Linked DNA regions of Mus musculus: all the other regions are linked to region 3. Evidence: chromatin loops called from intact Hi-C (ENCODE). Cell type or tissue: left cerebral cortex. All regions are shown on one strand. Links, peaks and the distances in the headings refer to the core of each region. The heading gives the core; the rest is flanking DNA.

The links. Hi-C counts contacts between places; a loop is a spot of excess contacts. Peaks named below come from ENCODE experiments on the same cell type or tissue, not always from the same donor. Only the 100,000 strongest peaks of a DNase experiment are listed, where the experiment ranks them.
Region 1: it touches region 3 in a loop (2.7-fold over the local background); 3 of 42 quality-filtered maps call a loop at or near these places.
Region 2: it touches region 3 in a loop (6-fold over the local background); 18 of 42 quality-filtered maps call a loop at or near these places.
Region 4: a loop joins it to region 3, with 2.2 times the contacts of the local background. A loop is called at or near these places in 6 of 42 quality-filtered maps.

The regions. Positions count from the first base shown.
Region 1 is chr3:21,476,642-21,482,869 of GRCm38, reverse strand. The region is part of intron 1 of Gm31610 (a long non-coding RNA gene); the gene reads left to right. Among named protein-coding and RNA genes, the nearest start is that of Gm31610, 9.9 kb to the left of the region's middle. In left cerebral cortex, for the core only: no CTCF peak of the experiment used is centred there; DNase peaks (open chromatin) are centred at 3,481, 4,226 and 5,316; H3K27ac peaks cover 2,268 bases.
Region 2 is chr3:21,933,064-21,939,291 of GRCm38, reverse strand. The region is part of intron 3 of Gm31813 (a long non-coding RNA gene); the gene reads left to right. Among named protein-coding and RNA genes, the nearest start is that of Gm31813, 28 kb to the left of the region's middle. In left cerebral cortex, for the core only: a CTCF peak has its summit at 4,324; DNase peaks (open chromatin) are centred at 2,249, 3,200, 3,614, 4,333 and 2 more places; H3K4me3 peaks cover 1,346 bases; H3K27ac peaks cover 3,714 bases.
Region 3 is chr3:20,652,600-20,658,827 of GRCm38, reverse strand. No RefSeq gene overlaps it. Among named protein-coding and RNA genes, the nearest start is that of Gm31466, 150 kb to the right of the region's middle. In left cerebral cortex, for the core only: a CTCF peak has its summit at 3,360; DNase peaks (open chromatin) are centred at 2,731 and 3,259; H3K27ac peaks cover 733 bases.
Region 4 is chr3:22,305,452-22,311,679 of GRCm38, reverse strand. No RefSeq gene overlaps it. Among named protein-coding and RNA genes, the nearest start is that of Gm26354, 100 kb to the left of the region's middle. In left cerebral cortex, for the core only: CTCF peaks have their summits at 2,505 (motif pointing left) and 4,855 (motif pointing left); DNase peaks (open chromatin) are centred at 2,501 and 4,865.

The DNA of each region.
Region 1 (6,228 bases), core at 496-5,495, 820 kb before region 3:
ATGTTTTCTTCCACCATAGTGAAATTCTGCTCCAGAGAGTCTACATTTTGAGATAGTGATACATTCTCTTGAAGTTCTCATTCTGGTGTATTTTCTTACTCTCCTCTTAACCTACACCCCCATGTTTTAAATTCTAGGACACAGAGCTGGTTCAGCCTGCAGTTCATTCTTTCACTTATGTCTCCTCCCATTCCTTCTCCTGGTATAGTTTTACATCCCACAAAATACCATTACCCAGACAAGCTATAGAGGAAAGAGTTTATTTTGATTTCTGATTCCTGAAAGATAAAAGCCCATCAGGGACTGTGTCTCTGGAGAGGCATAGCTGCAAGTGGTAGGCATAGTGATAGGAGGGGGAAGCTGAGAACTCACATTCTCAATTGCAAGTGCAAAGCAGAGGGCAAACTGGAAGTAGCGTGGGACTTGTATTCTCAAAGGCCATTTTTCCTGCGCCATCTCCTTGAAGTAAGGTACCTCAGAACTCCCAAAGCTGTGTCACAAATGGGGAACACGTGTTCGAATACTGGAGCCTCTGGAAGACATTTCTTGTTCAACTGACCATAGTGTATATTTATCAATATGTATGTATATATGTATGTATGTTTACAACTGTCTGAATGTATGTTTATATATATGTGCATATATATATATATGTGTACATATGTGTTTATGTATTGTGTATATCCACAAGTATTCGTATGTATATATGCATTTGTGTATACATATTTTTGTATATCTATGTGCTTGTTTATAGGTGTGTATATATGCATATAGGTATATGTATATTTGCATCTGTGTGTGTTTGGTGCAAAATGGGGACAACCAGGATGCTTTGCTGAGGCTTATGCAATGAGTTAAAAGTAGACAGAGACATGACAAGGATAGTATACATTTGAAGGAAGAGTGAGGTTCAATATGGTCAGATCTGAGGGAATGTTTCTTAATACAGGTGTTATGGTTTGCATGTAAAATATCTCCCACAGCCTCATGTCTTTGAACAGTTGGCCCCTAGATGGTTGTGCTATTTGGAAAGTTGGTAAAACCTAGAGGACATAGTCTTGCTGTAAGAAGAGGGTCACTGGGTGGGGTCTGTGAAGCATTATAGCTGGGCTTCTCTCATTTACTCTGTTATTTGACTATGAATGTAATGTGACAAACTTCTCCTGCTCCTGCCACCATGCCTCTTCTGCCTGATGCCCTGTATTCTCTGTCATGATGGAGTATATCCCTTCAGAACTATGAAACAAAATAAACCCTGTCTCCCTTCAGTTGTTCCCTGCAGGGCATTTTATTACAGCAACAAAACAGCAACTAAGTGGCTGTGTTTTACAGCTGTCTCCCAGTATGCTAAATGTTCCACCCAGAAAATGATAGTTGTGATATCTAGTCATCAAGAGATATGAACACAAGTCTGATACCATTTCTAAAGACCTATGTAAAGGACAGGGTTGTGAGACTGGGTTAAACATAGTAAGAGTGACTTCATTCGGTGCCATTACCACAGCTACATGAACCATTGCAATATCTGTTTTGCAGAAAAAGAAAAAATACAAAGGGCTCAACTTCTAGATCCATGGCCCCACCTAGAAATTTATAGTAAGGAAAATATGGTGAGGGTCAGAGAATAGAAGATTACTAAAAAATAACATTAAGGGGAAGAACACTGGAACTAAACCTACCTAAAAGCAATCTTACTGAGGGCAGTCCCAGCAATTAGATGCTTTTTCAGGAATGCTGAGGGCATCAATCTGATCAGGTATCAGTGATACTCAGATAATAAAGGTGATCTGATATAAGAGACCAGAGAGTTGATGGGCTCTTGTTAACTAAATTTAAAAGCAATTTTACTAAAACTGAATTTTATGAGGAAATACTACCAATAAGTATAGCGGATAATTTAAGAACATAATGAGAAACATATTAAACATAGGCTGGAGCTATGGATCAGTTGATAGAGTGGTGGACTAGCATGCAAAAGGCCCTGCAATTCATAAACTAATTTTGTAGATGGATACCTGTAGTCCCAGACCTGAGATATGGATGCAGAATGATTAGAAGTTCAGGGTAAGTATGGATTATATAGTAGTGAGTTTGAGGCTAATCTAGGGTACATGAGACCCTGCCTCAAAACAAAATAAATCAAACAATGCAACCTCTAGTTAAAGTGTTTAACTGAAGCATCTTTTTGTCATCATTTGGAAGGTACCAACCTCCTGATGTGAGAGAGTCTAGAAAGGCCTGTTGAGGGGATATTGGTATCTTGGTAGTATACCACTTGGTAGTATTTCACTGGAAACTACTAGAGTCTCAGAGTGTGAAATGACAGAATTTAATTAAGAGTGCCTAAGATAATACGAAAGCTACTTTTTCTCTGACTATAAAGGAGTGGACAGGTTGGACATGCAGAGAAGAAGGTATTGCAATGATCCTCCAAAGTGAAAGACAGCAAATTATTCTGACTTAACTACAAATGTACTTCATGGAGCAAGACAAGCGATTAGATACAGGGTTCCAGGGGAAGAGAGAATCAGGAAGGGGAGAGACTTCAGGGAAGAGCTTAGAGTTCAACCTTGAGTCTGAGTGTTGCAGCTGTGTAGCCTACTAGGACAACTTTGGCTTCCAGTACCTACTAAGAGCTGCCACTGCCAAATGAATGTAAGGGACAGTATCTGAAAGAATTTTTTTTAATTTTGATTGTTTTAATTGGTTAGGGTCTGAAGTATACCTGTCTGACCTCAAACTTCCTATGTAACCTTGAACTTCTGCTCCTCCTGCCTTTACTGCCTGAGTTCTGAGACTACTGACTTTGGCCACCACACTGTGTGTGGTGCTGTGGACAGAATCCAGGGATTTGTGTATGCTAATCAAGTATTCTACCAACTAATCCCCAACCCAGCCCTTAAGGCTATCCTTTGTCTTTGAAACAATTGTTCCTTTAATAAGTTTACACAACCCTTAAATTACCCTTAGCCATTTCTTCTTCTCTTCCTCTTTGTTTCTTTTTAATTTTTTCTTTCCTCTATTTTTTAAAGACAGTTAACAGTTAGCTGTCATCATGTGAGGGCAGGCCAACTCCTAAATTGAGATTAGCCCGTTCATTTAGTGCAGGGACTGAGCTTTTAAATAAAATATTAGGTAATGGATGTACCAGGAACAAACTAAAAAAGATGCCAGCTTTTCTTACTGATTTCAGTTTTATCCTCTAGTGTCTCCCACTGAAAGAAAGTCATGAGGCCACATGACCCAGCACTGTGGGGCCAGAACTGGGCTTTGCTCTTCAGGGCTCCAAATTGTTCCCTTAAGTAAACTGAATTACACCACAAGCCGGTCTCATCACTGAAGGCTGCACAAGAGCTTCTTGTACCTTTTTAAAAGGCAGAAAGTGCCACATAGCCTTTCAAAGTGCTAACAGCCTGCTTCCTACAGCCATCTGCATTGGCAGACCCTGAGAAGCAGAGCAGGGCAGACCCAGATGGAGCAGAGCAGACCCGGGGGTGGGGGACAGTGTGTGGGAACTGGTGAAGGCAAATTCTGTCCACGTGGGAGCCAAGCCCAGTCCAAAGAGATTTCTATCACATGTTTTCTTTCCTTTGCCTGTGTTGACACATTTCTTTCTGAAAGCAGCCAGAGATTTTAATGGGTGTTTTCATAGAGTGAGTTCCTGACCCCTCCCGGTTCAACACTAGGGAGCTTTAAACAGGATGGAAAATGAACACAAACAGGAATATGTTGGGAAGATACAGTAGGGAAGAATTCTGTGGCTCCCTGTGCCAGTACAAATGCCTGCTTAATTAGAAAAATCAATCTTGGCTGTCCAGGTGACAGATAGGAATCCTCTTTTGGAGGTGAGAAAGTCCAGTCATGGTGAGATAATTTTTTCCCATTACTAAAGGCAGCCTAATGTATGTCTCTAAGCAGTTTGGCTTAGAAGAACTTGTTAAAAACCACCACATTCCTCCTCCCGTTAATTGAATCTTGGTGAAGCGGGGGAGGGAGAACGGGGCAGCTTGCATTAAAAAAAAAAAAAAAAAAAAAAAACCTCTTTAAAGATACCCAAGTTCTGAGAGATGATTTCATAACTGTTATCAAAGGAATGGCAGTGTTTTGATAAGGACCAGAATGGAAACTGTCTGTCCATGCTTATAAAACACTAACTTGAGAGGTTTTGCCTTGCTAGAGAAAATGATTGAAGATGTTGAGTCATCTGCTCTCTGTGACAGACTAGAGGTCTAGGATTCTCTCTGGATGGATAAGGAAACAGCAGCCCACAGGGCTGGTGCACTGGCAACCAAATCCGAATGAGTGTGCTTGCTTGGATGTCCTTTCTCAGGTGCCTTCTGCTTTTTGCTTGAGATGGGAGCACTCATTTGTCTAGTAATTTCCAAGTAGGCAAAACTAATTGTTCAGTGAGCTGGGTATCTACCTTCCACTATATCTCCTTTCACCATTCACTGCTGAAGTAAAAAATGTACACTCTACACCCATTTTATATGGTTTTCTTATATGGGTTCTGGGGATCTGCTTTGCCAGTTGATTCTGGGATTTCAGAGTTTAGCCTGATCACAGCTGCATGTATAGTGACTCCAAGAGCCAGAGAGTAAAGTTGTCTCTCCCCCAGGTCTCTCTGTATGTCCCAGACACCTCGTGGATTCTTTAAAGGAGGCTATGATGGCACCTGAGCTGGCTGTTTTCTTTCCTACTACAGTGTGGGTTTCTGTGACAGCCTTGGATCTCTTTGAGTAGTTGGTTTAAGCTCCATCCAAGACACAAGGTTCACAGCACGTGGCAGTGGAGCCATACTTTCCTGCTTCTGGACTGATTTGCCTCCAGTCTGAAATGTAAAACACCTGTTTTAGCTGTGGCTCCACTTCTGTTTTCTTGGTTTTATTTATTTATTTCTTGGGCTTCCATAATCCTGCCTTTGTAGCTTTTTCTCCCAGGGTGGTTTCTACTGAGGGTTCTTTCTGAGAGAAAAAGCCCCTAATAAAATGCCCAATGCAAAACTATCCTTTGAAGAAATTTAGAAAGCTCCTTGGCTTTAAAAAGAACAAATACAAACCAAACCTGGAAACAAACAGACCAATGCTTCCAAAAAGCCTACCCTCATTGCTTAGAAGGTCTTTCCATGGATTTTTTTTTGTTTCTTTGCCTTCAATATCTCAATTGTTCACTGTGATTCCAGTGATTCCAGGCCTTCCCCCAACCTACACTGGCCAAATATACTTGAGCTAAAGAAAAAAAAAATGTTCTCTGGTTTCATTGAAATCTTGCTAGTCAGTCGTCACGTGGATATTCACATGTGGATTCCATCTGTGGTGTTGAATCATTTCTGGAGAGCCCACAGCTGAGACGGAGCTCATTCATGACGTGAAGCCTGTGGTCCTTATCCCTCTCTATTTTAGGAAGCCAACTGAGTACAGACAGGAGAGGAAACTGGATACTGTCTACCAGGGAATGGTTGGTTAGATTATGAAGCATCTTAAGGTGTCTCTGTTTTCATTTTAGGCATTCGCTTCAGCTTAAAGCATTTATTATTTGATGATACAGGTTTTAAAATAAATCCTTGAAGCGGGACCCAGAGAAGATAGCAGCCTTTATTCAGTTACCCCCACCAAGGGGAGGTGGACGTATAGAAAATGTCTGGCTCTTAAAGGATCCGTGTGTTGTCTTCTTTGGGACACCCATGAGGTCTGGATGAGGTCTGAAGGTCAGTGGGGTGGTTTAAATGGAAAAGACAGAACGACAAAAGATGACCAGGATGACAGAGATTGTCCACGAAACACTGTGTATGTTTAAAGGAGCTAAAGGGATCTGCAACCCTATCGGTGGAACAACATTATGAACTAACCAGTACCCCGGAGCTCTTGTCTCTAGCTGCATATGTATCAAAAGATGGCCTAGTCGGCCATCACTGGAAAGAGAGGCCCATTGGACTTGCAAACTTTATATGCCCCAGTACAGGGGAACTCCAGGGCCAAAAAGTGGGAGTGGGTGGGTGGGTGGGGGGGAGGGTATAGGGGACTTTTGGGATAGCATTGGAAATGTAAATGAGGAAAATACCTAATTAAAAAAAAAGTGTAAAATTCCAAGGAGAAGAATACAACTCTGTGTGAGCACCGTGGACTTCTATCACTGCTTGTGTGGATGGAGCCAAAGGTTTGGGGAGAGTATGATGTTTCCTAAGCCAATATCAAAACTCCATTTCCTTAGTAACCCTGAGGAATCATC
Region 2 (6,228 bases), core at 614-5,613, 1.3 Mb before region 3:
TACATAGCAAGCCCTTGACTCCAAAATGAACCAACCAACCAACCAACCAACCAACCGAATCAACAAATAAAGAGCCAGCCTACTAGATCAAGTACTTGTAGTCGATGTTAGTTGTTGGATGTTGTGGTAGCTCTATCATTTTCTGAGCCCTTAGGGCTCCTCCAACAATGATTCCCTTTTTTGTTAGGAGGAGTGGTGGTATGGATGAGAACGGCCCCTATGGATCATATATTTGAATGTTTCATCACCAGGGAGTGGAACTGTTTGAGAGGATTAGAAGAATTAGGAGCTGTGGCCTCATTGGAGGAAGTGTCTCACTGGGGTGTGTTTAGAATTTTCAAAAGCCCACTCCAGGGCGAGTGTGTGTGTGTGTGTGTGTGTGTGTGTGTGTGTGTGTGTATACCTGCCACAATGTGTCTGTAAATGTGTACATCTCTGAGGAGAGATAACCTGAGGAAGACAGTTTTCTTCTTCATGTATGTCCCAGAGATGGAACTCAGAGCATCAAGCTTAGTTGCAGGCATCTTTACCTTCTGATCCATCTTGCCAGCCCTGGTGTCTTAGTTTATGAGTCAGGGCTTCACACTGTTGCCTAGGCTGGCTTCACATGCATCTGAGCCCTCAGATTAATGGCCTGCACAGACATGTTGGGCTTCTTTGTTTATCTGGTAATTTGGTTGGAGGCTTGGCTTCCTTTTGAATTCACCTTTATTTCCCTGGGCTGGGTGGGGGCACGTTCTGAGCATGATAGATAGCACCCGCAGTTCCTGATTGAGGATACACTGGGAAGAAAAAAAACCAGCTTTTGATGGGTTGAAATGTGATGCTGGATGCCAGAGAGGTGGGCTTGGGAGCTGGTTCCAACAAGCAGCAGTTGTAACACCTTTCATGCTGTGCCGGGTGGCTGCGGACTGCCCTGTCTTCTTGGAGCTAGAAGAGCGTCCATAAGGCAGGGTGGAAATCTGACTCACTGGCACACAGTTACAGGCGTTTGTCTCTGATTCTGACTTGGAAGTGACTCATGGGTTGGAAAAAAACCTTTTGGAAGCGAATGTTAGGGGAATGCAAGGCAGTTCTGCCTTGACTGAACTTTATCCTAGGATACAGTGTGGGCCTGCGCGCCTCCCATAAACTCTGGTAACCTTAGACTGCTTTAGCCTTCCTCCTTCCACAGCAGGGAGTCATGAAGCCTGACGACTCACTCCTTTTCTTCAAGATTCGGATGAAAAGCAATTTAGAGGGAGATATAATCTCTCTTTTTCTATTCACTCCAATAAGCACTAATTACCACTAGGGCAGGGCAGATGGGCTTCTGGAAGTCCGAAGCAATATGTAACACTCTTCCTTTACATTTACCGAAGTCTGGGCTTCCAACAGCTATCGGGCTACTTTCCTGCCATTCAATCCGGGCCCCTGCAATCTGCAGTAGATTTACTGAGCATCTGGTTGTGGGAGTTAAGGCTGAGGCACAAACACTCTGGGAACACAGCTCAAAACAGTGGGGCTCACACGAGGTCTGAAGAGCTAGTTCTGAGAGCTTGGGCAACGTGGATTAAGAAATGCAGTTTGGCTTTGAGGGTTGTGGGTAGATATAACTCAGATATAAATTAAGTTAAACAATAAGGAGACATTCATGTGTTAAAAACAAACAAACAAACAAACTAGGCTGCCACAAGGAATATGAGGCAGGGAGGGCTATAGCAAGGTCACAATTGTGACCCACAACCTGCTGGCTTCTCGGCTTTGTTCTTGTTTCCTTCTCTGACTATCTCTGTCTTCATACTGGTTGGTCTCTCCTGCATTAGGCCAGGAAATGGGGTCACATTGAACTTTTTAATTTTTTTCAGTTTCTGCCTAGGGAGTTGTCTTTTACACTTCCAGTTTCTAGTTCCCTAAGAAGGCTTCTGATTGGATTAAAATATGTCAGCATTAGGATCCTAGGCTAATCCTTTAGGGCAAGGTAGGAGAGTGGGGTGAACTAGGCCCAGTGTGGTCTCCACCCCCTGCACTAAGTGATTCTTTTGGGATCCTCGTGGATTTGGAGCATCAGAAGGGGGTGGAATTTAGGAATCCAAGGGTCTGTACACTGTTTTCAGAAACAGGGACAGGGGCTCTGACCCGACAAGTGCAATGTTCCCAAGAAAGAGTGGCCCATTTTAAAAAAGGGAGACAGAGAGACCTTTGCAAAGTCTAGATGTATGACTCCCCAGTTGCTGAGAGGACAGTGGCTGTCCCAACTTCACTGATGTGGCCACCAAACAGGTTGAGCCCTGAGCCCAAGCTCAGAAGCCTTGAATAGACCCCCTGTCTCCAAAGCACGAGTTTGCTTTCCTTTCTGCACAGGCCCCGCCCTCCCCTTCCAGAGCGAAGACTCTTGTGGCCTTTGCACACACCTGGGGCAGGGGAAGCCGATTTCTGGTCTGGGACAGGGGACAGCCAGGATCCAAGCTGGGTATGCTGGATGTGCGAGAGTGCTAAAAGAAAAGCCAGGGCTCTAGAGACAAGGAGACACCAGCTGGGTGGCACAGGCCCCACCCTAGTTGGTAGCAAAAGTCGGGGGAGGGGAGGTTCTGGGTCTTTCAATGCAAATATTGTTAACCTAGCCTTGAACATGGTCCGAGTACCCGATGGTCAGTTTGCAAGGTGGGAACAGGAGCCCACACTGTGTACCTGTAAGGAAACATGTAAAACATGACCCACAAAATGTCACCAGAGCTGAGGAGCAGTTTCGTAGAGGCTCTCTGAAGAGAGAACTCTACAGGAAAAAGGGACCTGGAGCTTTCCAGATATTGAGGACAGTATCTTGTGCGTGTTGGAGTGTAGGGGGCGGGATGGGGCAAGGCCTTTCCAACCTCCCCTACCTTGGTGACTGCTGCTAGCTTTGTAATCTGCTCTGCCACGTGGTGTGCGCTTGGAGGTAGGTGGTGGTAGCAGTTATATCGGCCAGAGGAATATTTGGCTAAACATAACATTGAAACCCCCCTCTCCCTAGCCCAGGCCCCCTCTTGACTCGGTGAAGGCGATCCTGATGCGGCTGAGATCCATCCAGCCTGGCCAGGCAGCCGCCGCGCCTCCCCTCCCCCGCTGGACTGTGAGCCCATTTTCGCTCGGCTGGTCTCTGCGCCGCCGGATGGATGGCGCCCCACCCCCCCTCTCCTCTGCTCAGTCATTCAGACTTGGAAAGTCAATAACACGCTGACATCATCAGGGGTTTGTGTATTATTACACGGCTACTTTCCAGAATACCTGGCATTATCTAAGAGAGGAGCACTCGATTGCACCAGCAAGGCCCCGAGCGGAGTCTGCAGCCCCGGGGAGGCGCGGCTGCTGCGGCCAGGCCCTTTTTTTCCACAGGGAGTACCTCCAGGGCACCAATTAGGAACAGATGGTGGCTTCTGCTCTAAAAGCAGATGCACTTTAGATATCGATACAGATTCATTTTGGCTTGGGGGATGTACTCAGAAGTCACCCTCAAGTGACCTCCATTTCTTCTGAAAACACACGTGCCCTGACTTTTGGTCCTTAAAGAGCATTTTCAATGATTCTCACACAGGCAAAAAAAAGAAAGGCATGTGCTCTAACCAGAAGCCAAAGCCTGCCTCTTGATGCTTAGGAGTGGGGGTTGGGAGGCGGGTGTTATGCAATCACCATTGCGGGTGATTAGGGCTTTGCTTTGCCTCCAAGGCTGTTTGGTGGTTGAGTTTCTCTTTAAGCTTACTGCAGGGCAAACGCACAGAAAAACATGGCCCAGATTTATGGTGCAAAACTGCTCTCCGAGTAAATTGCCTTAGCATTCTGTTTCGGTTCTGGAGCAGAGAAGAGTAGATGGATTTGGGGTTAATTAAGATCTCTTTATCATAAGTTCCGGGGGTTACTTTGCCTAGAGTGAGGGGTTTATTTATTTATTTAGGTTTCTTTCTTTCTTTTTAAAAGTTTATTCGTTTAAGTAGTTTACTTCTCTCCCCCTTGCTGTGAAGGGTACATGAAAGGAGCTTTGATACTAATTAATTGTATAGATGGCTGCCACTTTGTTTTAGAGAACACATTCACATATTAAAGACAATACATCCAATAACTCACGCAACATGGTGCCTTTTCTGAATAGCCAAACAGGCTATTTATTTACAGACACAGGACTGGTCTCCTTTAAGTTCTCTTCAGTATTTTTAATTGGAAAAAAAATAATGGCAGCCAGCCCTAATTTGGAGAATGACAAGGGGAAGGGCTGGCCCTCCTTCGCCTGATCTCACCCCCCCCCCCCCGCCCCCCCTTGCTCCCGGCAGGGAGCTGCCTGATCTAAAGTCCTTAAGTTTCCCCTGGAGGAAGCAGAGCAGACAGCCTCTCACTAGTAAGGGTTTCTCTTCCTGCAGCCAGTCCTTTCAGAACCTTAGGGCAACTTCCCCCTAAATGCTTTGACAGAGAGCAATCTGAAGCTGCCATTTCTCAAATCCAGCCACAGCTGGGATGCACAAAGCTAGGAGTCAGGGCAAAAAAATCTCCAAGATGGCCCCCTGATAGCCCTCCCTAGAAGTGTCTGAAATGGTGAGACGTGCAGAAAAGTGGAACTTATGGGGTCAGGAAGAAAATGAACCCTCATTTTGGGGCCTAGTTGAAACCTCTAGCCAGCCGAAAGCAAGATTTTTTTTCTTTTTAAAGTTAAAATTTGCTGTGAAAGTTGCTGTCATACAAACAATATTCCTGTGTATGTGTCTGAAGGCCCAACATGTGAAGGTCACAGGGCAACCTCAAGTGTCCTTCTTCACCAGGTGATCCCCAGTTTTTGCTTGAGATGGGGGTTTCTCAGGTTTTTTGTTGTTTTTGTGTATGGGTGTTTCTATGTATGTATGTATGTATGTATGTATGTATGTATGTATGTATGTATGTGCAAGGGTCTATTGTGGTCAGGAGAAGATGTTTGATCGACTGAAGCTGGAGTTTTCAGTGGTTGAAAGCTCCCAGATATAGGTACTAGGGACTCATCTCTGGTCTTCAGCAAATGCAGCAAAGGCACTTGCGTCCTACCTCTAGCTTCTGGTCTGCTCCCTGAAGTAGGCCAGGTTAGATGGCCAGAGGGTCCGCCCACCTGCCTGCTCCTACCTCCCATTTTGCCATCCTGCAGGTTTCATGGTAATGCCTGACTTTCTGTGTAGGTTCTAGGGAATCAAGCTCAGGTCCTCACACTTGTGAGGCAAGTGCTATACTGACCGAGCCCTCTCCCCACCCCAAAGATTCTTTTCACATAGAAATACTTTGCCAAATTAGCAATGAATCATGCTTAAGTCCTAAGCTTACATTATCTTGAGGATGGCTTGATTTTTCTCTACAGAATATTGTTTGGAACGCTTACAAACAAGACTGTTAAAGCTGGTGAGACAGCTCAGTGGGTAGCGACGTGGGGGTGGGGCTTTGCAAGCCTGGAGATCTGAGTTCCATCCCCAGAACCCATGTGGAAGGAGAGAACCAACTCCGGACTTCTTCTTTTACCTATACATGCACAGCCTGGGATGTGAACCTTTATACATATATCGTGGAGATATATGATAATACATTTCTAGAAGTAAAAGATGTTAATTTGGTTTGCAGTGGAAATATCCTTTCTTCTAATATCCCAGTAACTCAGGGTTTATGTTAATCTTATCCATTGTAATCCTGTCATAAGGTGCCCAGGAACCATTCTGGGATCTCATCTAAATTCCTTGAAATAAATAAGATTTATTTAAATCATGCAACCATTTATATATATGTGTGTGTGTGTATATATACATATATATATATATACATACATATATGTGTGTATATATGTGTGTGTACATACATATATATATACATACATACATATATGTGATATATGCACACACATACACACACACACACAATGACATATATATCATATATATGACTATTCTAAGGCAATAATGTAGGCTCTTCTTCGAGGAGCCCATATCCATAAGCAAGCTCTGTTGTATCTTATTCCCCCAACCCCGAAGTGCTTGTCTTTTCTGTTGTTAAAGAATATCCAACTCCATTTCCTATTGGCCCCTCTTGAAATTTTTTTCTGCACGATCTAGTTTTACCTAAGTCTGACTCTCTGAAAGAGTAGGTTAGAACGGAGTCTCCTTTGACTCTGGACAGTGTAGACAGTACATGTATTTCCCCTTTACCTAGCCTTGGACTACTTATTTAGGGGTTTCCCACAGCTTAACAACGAGAAGTTCTGACCTTGTGCCA
Region 3 (6,228 bases), core at 626-5,625:
AATCTAAGAAAATTATAAACATTTATATGTTTGTGAAAATATCAAAAGAGGAACACATTTTCCTTTTACTTTTTAAAATTAATTTATATTTTACACTCCATATTCTATCCCCCCATCCACCCTCCAACTGTACCACATCCCAAACCTTCTCCCCACCCCCCTCACCCCACCTGAACCTCTAAACTACCTGGGGCCTCCAGTCTCTTAAGGGTTAGGTGCATCAACTCTGAGTGAACACAGACCTGGAAGTCCTCTACTGTATGTGTGTCGGGGCTTCATATCAGCTGGTTTATGCTGTCTGTTTGGTGGTCCAGTGTTTGAGAGATCTCAGGGGTAAGGGTTAATTGAGCCTGATGGTCCTCCTACAGACTTGCCCTTCTCCTAGCTTCTTTCAGCCTTCCCTAATTCAACAACAGGGGTCAGCTGCTTCTGTCCATTGGTTGGGTGCAAATATCTGCATCTGACTCTTTCAGTTGCTTGTTGGGTCTTTCAGAAGGCAGTCATACTAGGTCCCTTTTGTGAGTGTTCCATAGCCTCAGTTGTAGTGTCAGGCCTTGGGACCTTCCCTTGAGCTGGATCCCACTTTGGGCCTGTTGTTGGATCTTCTTTTCCTCAGGGTCCTCTCCATTTCCATCCCTGTAATTCTTTCAGACAAGAAGTCAGACATGTGACTATGTAATGGCAACCCCATCCCTCACTTGATGTCTTGTCTTCCTGCTGGAGGTGGGCTATATAAGTTCTCTCTTCCTACTGTCATGCATTTCATCTAAGGTCTCTCTCTTTGAGTCCTGAGAGTCTCTCACCTCCCAGGTCCCTGGTGCATTCTGGAGGGTCCCCCAACCTCCTATTTCCTGAGGTTGTCTTTTTCCATTCTTTCTACTTGCTGATGCTCAGGGATTCAGTCCTTTTTCCTCACCCAATACCAGATCATGTTCTCCTCTCCCCCCATACTTCCCCCCCCCCAAACCTGTCCACTTTGCTTCCCAGGTCCCTCCCTCCCTCCCCACTTGTGATTGCTTTCTTTTCTCTCCCAAGTGGAACTGAGGCATCCTCACCTGGGCATTTCAGCTTGTTGAACTTTTTGAGTTCTGTGGACTGTATCTTGGGTATTAGGTACTTTTTTTTTTTCTAATATGCACTTATTAGCGAGTACATGCCATGTACATCCTTCTGGTCTGAGTTACCTCACTCAGGATGGTATTCTTCTAGTTCCATCTATTTGCCTGCATTATTTGTCCTCATTCTTAATAGCTGAGTAGTTTCTGTCATGTAAATGAACCACATTTTTCTGTATCCATTCTTCTGTCGTGGGACATCTAAGTTGTTTCCAACTTCTGGTTATCACAAATAAGGCTGCTATGAACATGTGCCCCTGTAGCATGCTGGGGCATCTTTTGGGTATATTCCCAAGAGTGTTATTGTTGGGTCTTCAGGTAGATATATTTCCAATTTTCTGAGGAACCTCCAGATTGATTTCCAGAGTGGTTGTACCAGTTTGCAATCCCACCAGCAATGGAGGAAAAAGGAGGAACACATTTTCTTACATGTGAAAAATCATATTAAGGTCAACATTCAACATTAGAATTTTTATCAAATGGATTTTTATTAGACTGTGACCACCTTGACTTCTTTGCATATCATCTGTATCTGGTTCTGCACAAGTGGTCAAATGCATGACTGCACATGAAGAACAGCATAGACCAAAATAAAGTGAATAAAACTTGCTGCAAGTCAACTTAATATCAGACTCAGCAAATACATTTTCAACCCTTTTATAGAAAATATTTTCACCATTGTAATAATGAATAGCAAAGTGAATTATTTTAAGATATAAAGTTCTCAAAAGACCCATATGCAATGATGCTATTCCACAAACAGTAAGCATGTTGGCCTGATTCACTATAGTATCCTATATCACAATGGTCACACATCAGGTGCTTAATTTCTTTCAGCATCTACAAATAAACACACAAAACACTGAGTACCAAATTGTAACAACTTTAAAAACAATGAACTATTTTCAGTGACTGATATATTTATTCATTTTATAAATACTTATATTTGAGCCTCACTATTATAGCCCAGGTAAGTTACTGAAAATTATGCCTGCTGTGCAGGGCTCAGAGAACTCACTTTATCTGTTGTTGGTTCAGAACCAGTAAAGATTGTTAGATGTTGGAATGATGAGATCTGGCATAGGAAAGAACTTAGCTGTTGAGCAGCAGAGATATTCAGGAAGAATAAGGGGAGTGTTGCTTAGAAAAGGAACCAGAGTGTTCAAGGTGAATTGTCAAATGCAAAAGTGTAAGATCTATAATTCCATTATATTGAAAAGATCCATTTGTGGAAAAGGTCTTTAAAGATTCAGGCAAAGCCAAGTTCAGCAAATATGAAGGTCAGGCTGCAGTGGACTAAAAAGTGAATTAAAACAGATGATAGATTACTATTAGAGATGTGGAAAAACAGAGGAGAGAGATTAGGCAGTTGCTTAATGAAGAGGCAAAGTTATTTTTTCTTTCATTTTAAGTTGGGGAAGTTGGTTGAGAAATGCTCAAATATATTTTAAAGATTGAGGGAAATGAACCTGCAGATGTGTGAGGGAGTAAGGGGAGATTTACTGGTTGAAAAGCTAAGCAAGTTTTGGCAAAAGTGAGAGAAGATGGCACCATAAGGACAAGCAGAGTTCAGTTACAACTAATCATGAAGAAATAACTTGGATGGCAAGTGAAGACTAGCACAGAGAGCTGAAGGCAGGGGGAGCTCAGCCAGTAGGGTCCAGTCAGCATCCTGTTTCTCTAGAGTAAGAGGGCAGGGCCATGGACCAGAATTGAATGAACAGGAGTGAAATGGAGCTGAAAAGATGGGTTGTTTATAAGTACAAATATCCCAAATGAAGAACCAGACAACTCCTTCCTCTGCCTCTGGTCACTATCGTCTAAGCATCATGGAATGTCTAGGTGAATCATTATAATCTGCACAGTGATCATCTCAGAATGACCAACCTCAAACATCTGTTCCCACTATATTGGGAGTATGATCGTGATGCTGTTTTGTTTTGTCATTTTCTTATGTTTTTGCTACTATCTTTCTTTTATATGTTGTTCTCAACATTATGTAACTTGGGGGAGGTTTTCTTACATTTTTCATGCACCTACTCAGCTGACAGCTTCAATTGCTGCCTAATTCCCCCTGGACTTTGTGTTTGAGATTATCATCCTGTCACGAGCACCTTTCTCTGGCTAGGTCCACCTCCACCCCCACCTCTTTTTCAGTTTTATGGGAAGATTGATTTTAAGGGTTTTATAGATTTTATCATTGAAAACATCTTTCATTTTTAACACTCTATTGCCCTCTAGAGTAGATGAAGGTGTACAGCAGCAAATTCTGGTAAACTGCAGGATAGTTTGTGTGGAAAGGCTTTTTCTGAAACTGCAGCTATCCTCATTAAGAAAACATCCATTGAAAAGAGTGTGATTTTATTGAATGCATAATTGAAATAAATAATTCAATTTCCATAATAGACACATGGGAAACTGAAGAGTCTGTGCTCACAGACTTCCCTATAACAGAAAACTTCTCAAATAAATTGGGCTCAGAAATAAATGTCTATTACTTTCTGTTTCAAATTTACATAATTATCTTTCCCCAAAGAATGGAAATATCTTAAATAAAAAATATGTTTTCTAGTTTTCCAAACATATGCAGAAAAGGAAGAAAATTGAGATTAAGAAGGTCAAGTGTCATTAATATTATAGCAGAAGATGAAGTAACCAGAGCTCATTTCTTGAGGCATCCCTTCCTCTTTAATATGCCTGCATTTTACAGGTGACATCTCAGAGATTCCATATGCAGATCTTTGACATTTAGCTTAGGGTCTTCTTTGCTTAATGCTGTGTTTCTTGACCTGATAAAAGACACACGGTAGCTAAGTGACAATGGGAAGTGGTTCCTGTTGCAATCAAAGCAAGCAGCAAACACACAGCTATGTGTTTTGTGAAAACAACACTTAAGCATTGAGCTGGACACTTCTCCACAGCTTCTGAACTCAGTTATCTGGCAAACGCCAGTTTCCAAGAGTAGTACAGAGCCTCTTAAATAAAAATAAACCAGGGAATTTCAAGTCCCATTTAGCTAAAAAGAGTAAGATCTTACTATCCAAGTATGATTCTATGGCGGCCATTCTCATTCATATAACCACACTCATTCACAGTAAGCTCAAACAGGTATTGGATTTTTTAATATAAACACAAAAGCCATTTTCTCTTGCCTTAAGCTTTGTCCTTCACTTCAGAAGTTGCCAGTTTAGTTTTAGAAACAGAGAAAAATACCTAAAAAGAGGGGAAATATATTTACCCAGAAGAGAAACGGCACTGAGCTTTGTGATGTAAAGATCTTTGCTGACATAACCTGGAAAAATGAGGGAATTTAGAAATTTTCTCATGGGGAAATTTAGAAAAAAAAATGTATTAAAAGGGATTCAACACTAAACTGAGGTGTTTGTGCAGTGGGGAACACAACAAATCAATAGAATCTGGTTTTAGGTTGTTTTGTTTTGATTTTGTTTTTCCTATGTCTAGGGAAAAACAAATTGTTTCATTCTTATTCTTTGTACTTGTGTGTTTTCACCCAGAAGAAAGAGATGTCCTGGTATAGGCTGAGACTAAAGGTAGAAAAATACAAAAGGAATAAGAAGATACAGAAATGATTCATGGAAAGAAAGGCTACATACATACGCTTGAAATTAGGCTTTGTATGAAATAAATCAAAGTAAGGTTTAAGGTATGAAATAAGCTTCATAAGGCAGAAATTTGTAATCTACATTTAATTATTAACAGAAAAAAAAAAGCCTCTGGCAAATGTAGTGTGTACCTTCTACTACGGTGCTTTAAGCTCCAGGCCACCACCATGGTTCCCTTGGATCCCCCGATAAAAGACACACACACACACACACACACACACACACACACACACACACAGTGCTCATTTTGAACTTGCCTTATGGCTCGGCTGCTGGGCTCTTCTAAGCCTCCTCCAACTAGTGTGGTTCAGTGGCTTGGCTTTTCTAAGCCTCCCACACCTATCGTGGCTTTTCCTTTACTCCCTGCTCAACAGCCTACATCTGCCCTTAGCTTAGTTGCCCAGTTACCTTCTCTTGGCTCAACATTAGACATCTACCCTCAGCTTAGCTCTGTTTCTAATCTCCAGCTTAGGGAAGCAGTAAATAGTCACATGGCTGGTGACTCTCCATCCCTCCAAACCCTTTCCTCCTCCTGTGTCTCTTAGCCTGCCTGAGGGATCTTAAGCCCTGCCTCTTCTGCCCAGCCATTCACCATTAGCATCTATATTGATTAATCAAGAACTAATTGGGGGAATAGGACCTTCATTGTTCACACACAGATTCCCAATTAAAGCATTAGAACCTACCCCGTACAAGCAAGCCTAAGTGACTGCACTCATAGTGCTGAAACAAAATAGCAGCATCTGGGAAGTTTACAAATAGCAAAAGGTAATTTATTACCACTTTAGAGACTGAAAATCTGAAGATCTAATTCCTCATTCACAGGATAGCAAAGTGAGTTTGAAGGGACAGAAGAGAAGAAAGAAGGCCAATTCTACAAACGCATTCTATAATTTGACACTTCGTGGGCATATATGATTAAATGCATATTCATTTCGGGTATGATACCAACAGAGATTTAAGAAACTATTACATACACCCAAGGGGCAAATATAAGAAATTTACCAGGATTACTGACTAGAGCATAGAAAGATATTCTATCTATCTTACCATATTGTAGGTGGCTTAAAAAAGCTATATCACTGGAAAAATCTACTTCAGTATGAGACATGATTCTCGAAAGTTGTTTACCTTGAGCTCCTGCCCCACTTACAGGCAGCTCTACTAAAAGTCCCCTCTTTCCTAGCAGTTATTACTGGTGGAAAACCTTTAGATGGACCCAAAAATCATGTAACTTTCTGAACTTCCTGAGTATTGTAAATTTCATGATTCTCCCTCCTGCCTCCAGGATAGAATGTCCTAGTTTAAAGAAAATGGCACAGCTAATGAGACCAGCCCTCTCAAAAAGACAAAGTCTAATTACCAAAACATTTCTCAAGAGGCTGACCTCCAAATCTGCTGTATTGGGGATTAAGTTTTCCCATACATGAATTGGAGGAGACACATTAAGATTATAGTGCAACCATCTTGGAAGAGGCTATTTTACACAC
Region 4 (6,228 bases), core at 625-5,624, 1.7 Mb before region 3:
TATTCCTAAGGTAACATGCCAGGTACATAGGCACAGGGACAAACAAAGTGACCAAGAAATGCATCCAACAAATGGTGCAGAAGTGTAATATAACAATTCTGGGTTGGCAGATGGAAGCCAGGATACTTATTTCTTTCTTCATTTCTGTGGTGGTTTGAATAGGAAATGGGCCCCTTAGGTTTATATGTTTGAACGCCTGGCCCCCAGCTGGTCACACTGTTTGGAAGGCTGGGGAACCTTTAGGAGGTGGAGCCTTGTTCGAGGGAGGATGTTGGGGGATTGCAGCTTCAAGATTTTATAACCTCACTTCCTTTTCTGTGTTTCCTGACTGCCTATGCAATGTAGGCTCACAGTCTTCCTACCCCACTTTGCCCTCCATGACAGCCATGATGGAGCTGTATCCTCTTTGGAACTGTGAGCAAAAATAAACCTTTCTTCCCTAAGTTGCTTTTGTCAATGTTCTAATAGCAACAAAAAACAAAACTAATAAAACTTCTTCCCAGCAACTTCTTGAGGTAAGAAATTCCAAATTTGACATAGGAAACAAAAAGCACAGTGTGCTCCAGACTGTGACTTACAAACCACCAAGTCAAATCTTTAGTGGTTTTTGCAAATGCCAGAAGGATATCTTCTGATTTCTCTTTGATGTCAACAATGCAATCAAAATGACTTAAGGTTCTTAACATAAGATCATTGCTGCTGTGGAATTTAGGAGATAGCCCAGGCAGAAAGCAAGTAACGCTCTCGGCCAATAGAGCAAGGTGAAGGACTATCAGACCAGGAGTGTTGGGGGCCTTGTAGCCTCCAACAATTCAGTTAAAACAGCAGAAAATAAATGAACCTCCAAATTCTGTTCACACCTACGTTTTAATTTAACCATGGCCTCGATTGCTTGCTTCACATAACCAATGTGGGGGTCCGAGGAGATATCTCATCAACCAAGTGTTTACCTTGAAATTACACAGACCTGAATTCAATCCCCAGAACTCAGGTGAGTTAGTCAGGATTATCTAGCAGAACAGAACTAAACCAAGTGGGGGATGGAAGTGGAGTTTATTAAAAGGAGATTAATTGGTTTGGCTTTTAGGCAATGGTCTGTCATCCAGCAATGGCTGCCCCTGCAGGAAAAACCAAGAACCCATTAGTTGTTCAATCTGCAGGGCTGGATGTGTTAGCTGGTTTTCAGACTATATTGGAGTTCTGGAGAAGTAGGCTTTAATTCCAGAGAAGGAATGCCTCAGCAGCAGGATAGATGAGCTTGCCAAAAATAGTGAGGGCAAGCAGGCAAAAAACAAAAAGCTTCCTTCTTCCATGTCCTTTCATAAAGGCTAACACCAATTGTGGTCCTGATTCAGGGTCGTTCCTCCCACCTCAAATGACTTGACCAAAAGATTCCTCATGGCCATGCCCAGCTGCCTGGATTCCAGATGTGGTCAAGTCTTCAACCAAGAGTGGCCATCACAGCTGGTTTTTAACAAAAAACAGGAAAAAAAAAAAAAAAAGCAAAACAGTGAGACAAAGAGGTTGTGCTGGCTAGTCCAAGACAGGAAGACCCCTGGTGCATGTGGGCCAGGCACCTAGTCTACTTGGCAAGTACCAGACCAGTAAGAGACACCGAAAAAGGTGGGTTGCTTCTTAGGAAAGACACCTGAGGTGTCTCCTGGTTTTCACATGTGCGCATCTCCAAATGTAGACACAGGTATATATTTTAAAAATAGTAGTATGAAACTGGACATAATGTCACCCACACCTATAACATGGCAACATATGAGGTTGAAGGAGGAAGACCAGAACTTGAAAGCTAGCCTATGCTACAGAAGGTTAGCCTATGCTACACAGTGAGCCTCTGCCAGAAATACTAAAAACATTTGAATATCCTGAAAATGCATGCTATAAGCCCTCTCCATCTGGACTGGAAAAACCAAAGAGAACTATACTGCTAGGAGTGTTACAAAAAGTCTTTAATCAGAACTCAGATACACGACCCTTTTTCTAAGCCCAGAACAGCGTCCTCGTCCCTCTAAAACAGCAAAGATTCCCTGCAGGTCGTCAAAATAACTCTCAAGCCTGATTAAAAGTCATATCGGTTTCCAGGAATGGGGTTTATTTTTCAATCTCATTTTCCTCTGTGAAAACCTTTATTAGAATCTCAATTCTGTGTCTGACCATATAATTTAACAGATTGCAGTACTTCCATAAGACTATTCCCATCACAGAGTAGATTGTTCATCGTGAATATAAATATAATCCATAGGCTTCAACAAGATTTGGTACACTTTGGGGACTATCTTAAAATAAAGTATATAAATTGTCACTGAAAATTACACTACCACATTACCTGTATTTCGGATTGTACAAAGTCTTTCATGTACTCAACCCATTCGGCAGAGATAATTAGATAGCACAGGAAATGCTAGCATTATAAAATCAAAGAATTTAGGTCTCATTGTGAGTTGTAACTGCCAATCAGGTTCAGGTAACTGTGATGCACGACTGCCACCTACTGGCCAAGACTAAAATTGCAATGTCTCACCAACTTCATCCTTGCACTGTGACCATGATCTGGCTTTCCCCTACAGCCAGTCACACGGGCACCTTGAGAATATTTTGTAAGAAAACCACACAAAAAAAAAAAATTGTAGACAACAGTATATGCCTCTGAGGAATCTTAATAAAGACATTAGTAGTGTTAGGTGTGCATATTAAGTGTTCTTTGTCTTTTATTTTCCATGTTCTCAATTCCCAATCTATATCTTACTACAAAATCCTTACTTAGTCATGATGTTTTACCTTCTATATGCATTGAATACTAGGGCTATTTTGTAAGTTTGTGAAGCAGCAACTTCCTTTTATTCTCTAATGTATTCTTTGTATTGCCCCCTTGAACAAAACCTGAATATTCATGTTAAATTAAAAAAAAATTCACAAAGTGATAGCACCATTTTAAGACAGTGATGACCTATGCTTAAAGCATAAAGAGAGATGAGCTAACACCGATTCCTCTTTTATATATACATACTCTGGTGGGCCTTTCACATCATATTTTTTTTCCCTTTTTGAGACAGGATCTTGTATATCCCAAGCTAGCTTTAAATTCACTGTGTAGCCATGGATGACTTTGAACACTGCATCTTCCTGTCTCCATCACCTGGGTGCTGGTATTGCCACACATGGCTTTGTTTATTAAGTTCTTTAGCCTTGGCTTGTTTGTGTGCAAACTTGGAAAGCCCCACTGTGATTAGAACAATTAAATGGAAAAATGTTTATAAGGTACTTGGCACAGAATAAATATGTGGCAACAACGCCAGGGTCTTTATGCCACTGTGGGATCTATTGGGAACTTAATAAAGACACTAGGAGTGTTAAGTGTGCATGCCAAGTGTTCTCCATTCTCTGTTTTCCATGGTCTCAATTCCCAACCTACATCTTACTACAAAATCCTACAACCTCGCTGAGCACGGACACCGTGCAGGTATGCACAGAGCATCAGTGTTCACACAGTTCCTTGGGGTTGTTAGGAACTAGGCTGTAATATTCAAATCACTGTTTTAAAAATCTCGAACAGTTCTCGGAATTGCTTGACTAGTTCCAAGCTCTCCCTGGAGGGGCCCGAAGAAGTATTAATTTATATTGCAGCAGATATTACATTTTGTTGCCTGCCAAGGACCCATCTCGTATGCTCAGGGAACTGTCTGCCCATGTGCTTCTGCTAAGATGTTAGTCAGACAACAAGCCTGCAGTCAGCATGAGTTCTGCCTGATTAGGGAACACGAGTGCAAAGGACGAATTGGTGTTGACCCAGCAGTGCGGTAACGCGGTGCAGAGCCCACATTCCCTCTCCAGCAGTGCAGAAACGCGGTTCAGAGCCCACGTTCCCTCTTTGACGTGCTCTGCTGCGGCCATCTTCTATTCTGAGGCTGCTGCCTCTGGCGTTAAGAGATTTCTAATATAACATAATTGGGTCCCCAAGGTGTTCTCATTTCCATTAATTGGAGAGAGAGAACAGTTCCCAAGGACTGAAGGAGGCGAATATGGAAGGAGCGTGAGCAAGTGTGTGCACATGAAGACCAGAGAAGAACCTTGGCTCCTGTGCTTTGAGACGGGACTTCTCACTGCCCTAGAACTTGCCAAGTAGACTAGTTTGGCTGGTCATGAGTTGCCAGCAATCCTGCTGTCTCTGCTGCCCCAGCACTGGAATTACAAGCCTGCCACCACACACCACTTTGTATATGGTTTCTGGGATCAAACACAGGGTCCTCCTGCTTCCATGGTAACCACTTGATAAAACCCACCCTCAGCGCCTTCCAGGACTCTAGAAGAGGGAGGAGCCTTCTAGAGGAGGAGCATTCCCATAAAGCTCTGACAAGCAATTTCTCTTGACTCTTTGATTTACATGCTAAAACATGCATTATCAATCGTCTGGCAGGCTCCTAAGATTAAGAGCCTACAATCAATCAGGATCCATCCCTAGGGACAGGTGGGATCGCCTTTATTTGAGTGTCATGGAGAGGCAGGGACTGTTTCTGCTTTAAACATGAACACTGTCCCAGGCCCAGAAATTCACATGGAGAGGTTTTACAGTCGGTGGTAGTGGAAGATGCTGTGCACCTTTAGGATCGGAGTTGAGGGAGTCTAGTAGGAAGTCCTTGGGTCACTGGGCACAGACCCTCCAAAAGAATCGAGAATTTTGTCTTCAGTTTCTAGCTGAAGATGTGATTGTTCACCCTGACACCATCTCCACCATGAAGTACTTCCATTACCAAAAGGCTAAGCCTGGGGCCAAGTCATCTTGGAATTAGACGCTCATAATCTTAAGACAAAGTCAACCTGGCTTTAGAGTAACTTGTGTGGTGCGCCCCCTAGTGATAGAAAGCTAACAAAGGAACACAATCCGGCTCACTAAGGACAAGAGCCTGGAAGCCAGGAAAGCAGCTAAAACTCCCCAAGCCCAGCACACACACTTTACTTTCAGCTTTGGGAAAAATAGTATCACATGTTGAATTATTTGCAATTTTTTCCCAGAAACATTTTAATAAATTCTCAGTAAGAGCACACAGTTAGCTGGAGACGTAACTCAGTGGAGGTATCTTTGCCTATTGTGAGCAAGATTCTTCACTCAGTCCCTTGTACCAAATAATCAACTGGAGAAGATAAATCTAAAATAAATGCATGCCATGGAACCCTTGGTGTTTATATGGAGCTCTGAAAAAAGTAGACATTGCAGAAATAGAAACACAGGAACTGGAATAGCCTTTTGACAACCATGTACACACAGGTCATTGGAGACAGAACCATCATTTTAATAAACGGGGTTGTGTATATTAACATTTATTGTTTGCGATTTTTTTTCTGGTCCATTACTTTATCTATCATATATATATATATATATATATATATATATATATATATATATATATATATATATTACGTATTTTCCTCAATTATATTTCCAATGCTATCCCAAAAGTCCCCCATACCTTCCCCACCACTCCCCTACCCCCTCCACTCCCCCTTTTTGGCCCTGGCGTTCCCCTGTACTGGGGCATATAAAGTTTGCAAGTCCAATGGGCCTCTCTTTCCAGTGATGGCCGACTAGGCCATCTTTTGATACATATGCAGCTAGAGTCAAGAGCTCTGGGGTACTGGTTAGTTCATAATGTTGTTGCACCTACAGGGTTGCAGATCTCCTTAGCTCCTTGGGTACTTTTTCTAGCTCCTCCATTGGGGGCCCTGTGCTCCATCTAATAGCTGACTGTGAGCATCCACTTCTGTGTTTGCTAGGCCCCGGCATAGTCTCACAAGAGACAGCTATATCAGGGTCCTTTCAGCAAACACTTGCTAGTGTATTGTTTGCGATTTTTTAAATGGCTTTTTTTAGATCCTGGAAAGCCAGGCATAGTGGCACATGCCAAGGTGCAAGGGGGAGGGGTGGAGGTGGGGGAGTTGTAGGGGAGTTTGATGGGGGGGAATAGAGGGAGTCTGATGGGGAGGGTGTTGGCATGTGTGTGATGTGTATATTTGTGTGGTATGTGGGTAGGTATGGTGTGTCTGTGTGTGTGTGTGTGTGTGTGTGTGTGTGTGTGTGTGTGTGTGTGTGGTATATGGGTGGATTGGTGTGGGGGTGGTATGTGTGTGGGGATGTGATGGGGGTGGGAAAGTGGTGTGTGGATGTAGGTGTGATGTGGGTATGAGAAAGTTGTGTGGTGTCTATGGTGTCTGTGGGGTGTG